Regions from separate parts of the Homo sapiens genome. Here region 2 is linked to region 1. Evidence: chromatin contacts called from ENCODE Hi-C or POLR2A ChIA-PET data. All regions are on one chromosome and are shown on one strand. Each heading gives the region's core, a stretch centred on a gene start or an enhancer-like site at or near the end of the contact. The rest is flanking DNA. Distances are from core to core; before and after follow the strand shown. Region 1 holds the start of NMT2 (N-myristoyltransferase 2). Region 2 holds the start of STAM (signal transducing adaptor molecule).

Region 1 (3,106 bases), core at 495-2,994:
ACAATAAACAGAAATTACAGCAGAGAAGATAAAAGTCCAGGGTCTCTCCAGAAAGAAAACACAGGTACTGAAGCTAATCCATCAGCTTGCATCTGCACCTGGGCCCATTTCTGGCAATAGAACTACCGTTTCAAAAACATATTTGTATTTAGCTATCTATCACAAACACGTTTCTATCCCTGCATAAACAGGGCTCAGGTTCAGATTCCTATGCAATTTCCTTTCCTCTCTTTAAAAAAAAAAATATTCTAGACTCGAACATTCGATACTTGCAGCCGCCACTGAAGTATTCACGGCAAAGATAAAAACAACTTGCAAATGGGAGATGCACATAGTCAGCTTTTCTTTTTCTTCATTTGTTAATATTTTATAATGAATTAGAGGTCAGTCAAAAGTCCCTTTCTATAATAAATCTTAAAGTAGACAAGTAGAATGCAAATGATTTACACTTTCAATGATCAATCATTTCAAGAATCTCTCTACGAACTGAGTAAACCATCTGTGACTCAGGCCTCCCTATCATGTTTTTTAAGCTGACCCACTTCTCCATCACTCACCATGGTTCGAAAAATCTCACTTCTAAGGGTGTAGCAAGAACCGCTCTGTGCCAGCGCATAGTTTGAATCCAATAGGGTAAAAGGGTAATGTAAACAGCACTTTAAAAGGACACCAGTTTTTATTTAAAATGACCCACTGCCTCTAAAAAGAGAGCATCAACACCGGCCTTCACCTGAAGCAATCCTTTTCTCCAACAGAAGAGCAAATCAAGTCTGCAGGGTTCGGGGGCAAAGGGAAAGGATTAAGAAATCCGATCAAGTGTGAAAATGCGTGGTGCATCGAGTTTTGGAGATCAAATACCAGCTTTGCAAACAGGATACGGCCAGGTCAGCGGGAGCCCGGTTCAGGGGATCGGCCCTGCTCTGAAGAGCTCTAGGGACAGGCGAGGCGGTGCAAAGCCCAGTATCCCCAGCAGGGGCCGGGCCCGGGACCCCCTCGGCGCCAGAACTTTGCGCAGTTCGCCGCCTGCGGCCCCGACACCATCGGGGCACCTCCACGCCGCTCCACCCACGTCTTTGCCCATTCTTTTCGGGTGGCGGCTGCGGAGAGGGAGTCTGAAGGGACTTAACAAGGATGGCAGGGAGCAGAGGAGGGCGACCTCCTACCCCAGGCTGCGGCCGCCACAAAGGGAAGGGCGTAGCGCCTCTCCTCGGCGCCCACCGGAGCCACCCGCGGGCGAGGGCAACAGGCGCCTCCTGGGCCAGGCCGCCGGCGGGGATGGGCGAGGCTGGCCGGGGGCGCGCGGCAAGTGACAGTAGCGTCTCCCCGCCCGGGCCCCAGCCTCCCCGCCCACCCCGGGCCTCGCCTCCCCGCGCACTGCACTCTCCCGCGAGCCGCGCGCCCCGGACCTCACCATGGGCTCCGCGCCACGGAGAAGCCATCGCGGGGCGGAGCGGCCGAAGAACCCCCAGTCCTGGGAGCCACCCCCGAACGGGAGACCGTGGCGCGCGCGGTCCCCGCCCTGTCGCGCCCGGTGCGCCAGCGCGCCGCCCCTACCCTTTGGCGTGCTCCGTCTCCTCCTCATTGTCCCCGTCTATCCCGCACGTGTCCTGGTCGTCCAGTTCCAGGCTCTGCTGGCTGGCCGCAGACTCGCTGTCCTCCGCCATCGCGGCGGCGCTGGCTGGGGAGGCGGTGCTCGGGGCCGGGCCGGAGCGGCCGCAGCTCCCTCTAGTGCCTCCCGCCGTACTGCTTGGAGTCGGAGCCCGGGCGCTACGCCCCGCCCCGCCCCGCCCGCGCCCCGTCCCGCCCTCCGTCCCGCCCCCTCCCCGCCCTCCGTCCCGCCCCGCCCTCCATCCCCGCCCCTCACCGTCCGCGCCCAGCCCGCCGGCCCCGCCCTGCCCGCCGGCCCCGCCCTGCCCCACGGGCTTGAACCCCGCCCACCTCTTCGTCCCTCCCCACCAAGCCCCGCCTCTCCCCGTCCCGCCGGCTTCAATCCAGCTCTCTAACCCCGCCCGCCTCTGAGACCCCTCCCCTCCAGCCCCGCCTTTCCCCACCCTGCCGGCTTCAAACCCGCCCTCTAACCCCGCCCACCGCCGCAGCCCCTCCCAGATGGCCCCGCCCCTCCCCGCCCCGCCAGCTCCAACCCTGCTCACCCTGGCCAGCCCTGCACAGGGCCGAGTCCTGTACATCCAGGCCTGCGCGGTGCCTCTGCCTGGGGCTCGGCTCTCAAAGCTGCAAACGTGCAGACTTGACATCCTGAGTGGCGGCATTTTTGGAACACAGGCCATGCGATTTTACTTCTGGACGAATTAGGGAGCGCTCCCAGCCCGTGCAGGGGTTTTTCCCACTCAGGAGTAGGCACTCAGGGATGGGGCTTTCCAGAAACTCTTCCCGCCCCTCCACATACATGTTAACAATTCCATTTCGCATCTATCTATCCATCTAATACATTATAAAATCAAATTCAAAGTCAAAAACAGTATTTCCAGCCCTCCACCGCCCTGTCCCAACCAGGCTTGCAGCACTAAAACTCTTGACAGAAATTTTTGAGCTACCCCTGCTTTCCCTGGACACTACTACGGACGGCTCAGACCAGAACAGACATCTTGAGGGACTTGGGGACGTGTCCACGATGCTGGGGGATTGGACAGTTTCAGGTAGGCTACCCTGGCTTTCCCAAAGTCAAGGTCATGACCTAGATTTCCAAGCAAACGTGCACGGCCTTCTGTGCTGAAATTGTCCGCTGTCTCTCTCAGAAGAGGGAAGGGAGGCATTCTGTAGTACTGCCAAATAGAAGACCGGTGAAGTTCAGCCTCTCTTATTTGCTACTGCATTCTGTACAGAGCAGTCCTGTCCTTTGCTTTGCTGAGATGATCTTGTTCAAATGTGCTGCTAGGCCACCGGAAGTCTCCGCAGTGGTTTTGCAAAGATAATCATCAGAACCCGCTCAGTGAGGAAAATGAGACTTTAAAGAGCCACCTGAATTTTTTGGTGTGGGTCCTTTTTTTGCAGAAGATACTAGGAGCATTTTATGGCTTTTTTCCCCAAGGGAGACTATGTTTTTAAAACGCAATGAGCTAGAAGTATCAAAAGATGAAAACTGCAGAGC
Region 2 (3,450 bases), core at 732-3,231, 2.5 Mb after region 1:
GCACAAAGAACAAAAACATTGTCTAGAATCTTGCCACTCAGAGACAATCATGTCATAATATTCTCATGTATTTCCTTTCAGATTTTTAAAATTGTGGGCATTTGTAATTTTATAAGGTTTGTAACTTCCTTCTGAAAACTTGTGTATTCAGATGTCTATGTAAATATGAATCTGTATTATGCACCTTAAATGGCTGTGTAGTTTTCACATCTTATGTACTATGATTTAACTGACCAGTGTAAATTACAGTGATCAGTTACACTTATTTAGTGCTTACTCTATGCCAGGCACTGTAATAAGCGTTTTGCTTGTACTAATTCATTTGATCCTCACAACCCTATTATTCCTGTTTCTTACACATGAGGAAACTGAGACACCAAGAGGTGAAGCAATTTGTCCAATCACTCAATGTGGGACATTTAATGGCTGGCAATGCTTTGATCCTTTAGACAATGTTGCCATGTATACCTTTGTTCATGTTTTAAAAGAATGTCTTTAGGATTAATTTGCCGAAATGGAATTGCTGGGTCCTAAGGTTTTAAAAATTTTTTTACATGCTTCCAAATATTTCCCTTAGGAAGATTATACAGTATTTACACTTCATCCAACAGTATGTGAGTGTCTGACTCCTCACATCCCTGATTCTTTGCAATTTTTTTCTTTTTTTGAGACGGAGTTTCGCTCCCGGGTTCAAACGATTCCCAGCCTCAGCCTCCCGAATAGCTGGGATTACAAGCGCGCACCACCACGCCCGGCTAATTTTTTGTACTTTTAGTAGAGACGGGGTTTCACCATGGCCAGGCTGGTCTTGAACTCCTGACCTCAGGTGATCTGCCGGCCTCGGCCTCCCAGAGTGCTGGGATTACAGGCGTGAGCCACCGCGCCCGGCCGATTCTTTGTAATTTTTACCTAAATGACAAAACATTATCTAACTGCTACTTTAATTTGCACATTTCACTTTTAGAGGTGGGACTTCATTTTTAATGAATTTTTAAGCACTCTTTGATTACTATGTATTAATCCTGTGTTGACATGTCAATATTAGTTTCCACGCTACATTTGGAGATGCCGTAATTTGCGGGATAATTTCCATTTACGTACAAGATGTGCTTACTAAGTTTGTTCCAAGTGGGACGCAACATCTCTAGTAGATGCTCCTTAAAACTTCTCCATCACACAGAGAATAATTTTTATTGGTTAACTAAACTTATAAGTAAAATAAATAAACCAACATTTTGGGTTGCTAGGAATCACTCACTGATCAACTTTTAGCTCCAGTTTTTTTCTGTTTTCTTTTTTTTGCTCAGTCTAGGGAGGCTATCTTGGGCTGTGAAAGACATGTCACCAACCATCACAGCTGCTGAGTGATTGCACGGTTAGTCAGTAGGTGCCAACGCCCTGCTAGAAGAGCTGTCTGCAGATTCCAAAGCCGGGCGTTCAGGGACTCCCGGGAAGGAGCCAGCGTTACCTCAGCCTCTCCGAGGGACACGCGCGCCCTGAACACTCCCCTCTTGGGATTCAGGCCAATTCGTTCAGCTCCCATGACTTCATCCGAGCAAGTTTGTCACCTCACGCAGCTAATTAAACTGTTTACCTAGAAGATGATCCAAAGGAATTTCCATTTCCTTCCAGAGGGAATACAAGGTTATGATAACCGAGAGAGCGAGAGGAAAAAAGGCGCACAGCTCGACCCGAACTCAACCTGCTTTCTTTCTCCTGGCTCTCCCAGTCACTCCTGGGGTTGTTAGTAGGCTTCAGCACGCCTGAAGGACCCCGTCCTACGGAGACTCCTAGCCAAGGGAAAAGCAGAAAACACAAGAACTAATTCCACTCTTATGTGTGACTAATTAAAAGAGGAGTCAGGCAGAGGGGACTCCCTGTTCAGCCTTTACCGATGGGGCAGGCTCGGGGCAGCTTTGAGACAGGCAGCGCCAAGGTCGCCCAGATTCCCGACAAGCTCCGCGCGGGGGCTTCCTCGGCTCCTTGCTGTTGCCGCCGCCGCAGCTGCTGCCGCGGTTGGTGGGGTTGGGTGAGAGGAGGAGCTGTCGCGGACCCTGTAGAGTCGGTCTCTGTTGCTCTTTTTGCCTGAGGAGTCTTCCATCCTACGTCGAGCTCTGACTCCCGTGCTGTCGAGAGGGAGTCCCCGGGGACACCTCGGCACGCAGCGGAGATGCCTCTTTTTGCCACCAATCCCTTCGATCAGGATGTTGGTAAGTGTTTTTGCCTCTCCCTGCCCATTCCTCACCGGACTGCACGCTCACTCTGCCAGCCCCTGCCTGCATTCAGGACCCTCGGGCCAGGGCCAAGGAAGAGCTCGCTCTTCCCCTTTCCTGAGGCTCCCTCCTTCAGAGCTGGGAGGAGGTTGAGGGCTTGGCGCATCCTCTTTGAAAGAAATGGGACTCATCCTGTGAAATGGGCCTTGAGCTAGGACTGTAGGTTGCCAAAGAACTGCTGAATGGGTTGGTGTAAAGGGCCTGGGAGGAGCAGCTGGTGTAGCATCTGGTGCAGGGACTGTGCTTCTGGAAGAACAGCGAAGGGCTTAAGGCGTATGTTGGCTAGATTAGGATTGTAAACCCTGTACCAAAAGTGCTTGCCTAGACAAATAAATGTTGAGCGTCTGGAACTGGCAGAATGTTTTAGGTAAGGTTCCTTAGAGGATTTTAAAATCTTTTGTAACGGTAACTGAAGGAGGGAGCTCTGGTTAAGGGTAGACTCTCAAACATGTTAGGAGCGATGAAGATGAAATACTTGGCAACGACTGAAACCGAATTGAGGACCTGAGCCTTTGGGATGTCTCTCTTAGGCTAGGTCTCTGCACTTTAAAAGGTGTAAAGAAGTGTGGAAGAAGTTGTTGAATCTGGAAAGAGTTTGAAATGCTACATTTTTGTTGTTTTCTGAATCACTGGTATTAGGTACTGATGATGTCAATTCAATAGGTTTGCTTTTGGTTTTTAATTTTATTTTATTTTATTTTTTTCTGACTTGAAGATAATAATTATGGGAATTTGAGTTTCCGGGGAGAGAATTTTGGTTTAATTTGAACGCACGTAGGAACTACCTTGGCACACAAGTGTGGAATGAAAGCAAGCCAAATACCATTTCCAAATCCCTTATGGCAGAATGTAATCATTACTGTGAATAAGGACAACCTTATGAATTTACTTGTCTTTGTGTATTTTAATTATGAAAGGTGGATGTTGAATTTTTCTTTTTAAACTCTTCCTTAGAGCATGTCACTGAAACTTGGAAGTTTATATAAGAGTAGAAAAAAGTTCACTCCTTACCTCTGCCACTTCTCAGCTCACGGTGAAATCATAGGCAAGTTAAATTCTTTGAGTTCCAGTGTTCTTGTCTTTAAAGAGGGGAAAACACATCATTCCATTCTGCAGTTAAATAATATGTCTAGAGGGCCTGCTACAGTACCTTTATGTGGTTGGCACTTACTAGATG

The links. A loop is a pair of places that touch in the nucleus more often than their neighbours do. ChIA-PET counts read pairs that join two places held with the same protein, here RNA polymerase II (POLR2A). Pooled maps may share reads with other maps.
Region 2: a loop to region 1 is called in a map of naive thymus-derived CD4-positive, alpha-beta T cell, with 17 times the contacts of the local background. The contact joins the promoter of STAM here to the promoter of NMT2 in region 1. A Hi-C loop is called at or near these places in 1 of 168 maps with a recorded cell type or tissue (naive thymus-derived CD4-positive, alpha-beta T cell) and 7 of 50 pooled maps. POLR2A ChIA-PET finds 5 or more read pairs at or near these places in 1 of 52 experiments (Caco-2).

Annotation. Positions count from the first base shown.
Region 1 is chr10:15,166,949-15,170,054 of GRCh38, forward strand. It overlaps NMT2 (N-myristoyltransferase 2), which reads right to left and starts at 1,745. Exons shown (of 12, transcript NM_004808.3): 1 at 1,555-1,745. The coding sequence starts at 1,664. RefSeq lists a silencer at 1,115-1,944.
Region 2 is chr10:17,642,170-17,645,619 of GRCh38, forward strand. It overlaps STAM (signal transducing adaptor molecule), which reads left to right and starts at 1,982. Exons shown (of 14, transcript NM_003473.4): 1 at 1,982-2,210. The coding sequence starts at 2,171. STAM-DT (STAM divergent transcript) reads right to left here and starts at 1,749. Exons shown (of 1, transcript NR_110370.1): 1 at 1-1,749. RefSeq lists enhancers at 936-1,584, 1,585-2,234, 1,657-1,726, 1,877-1,996.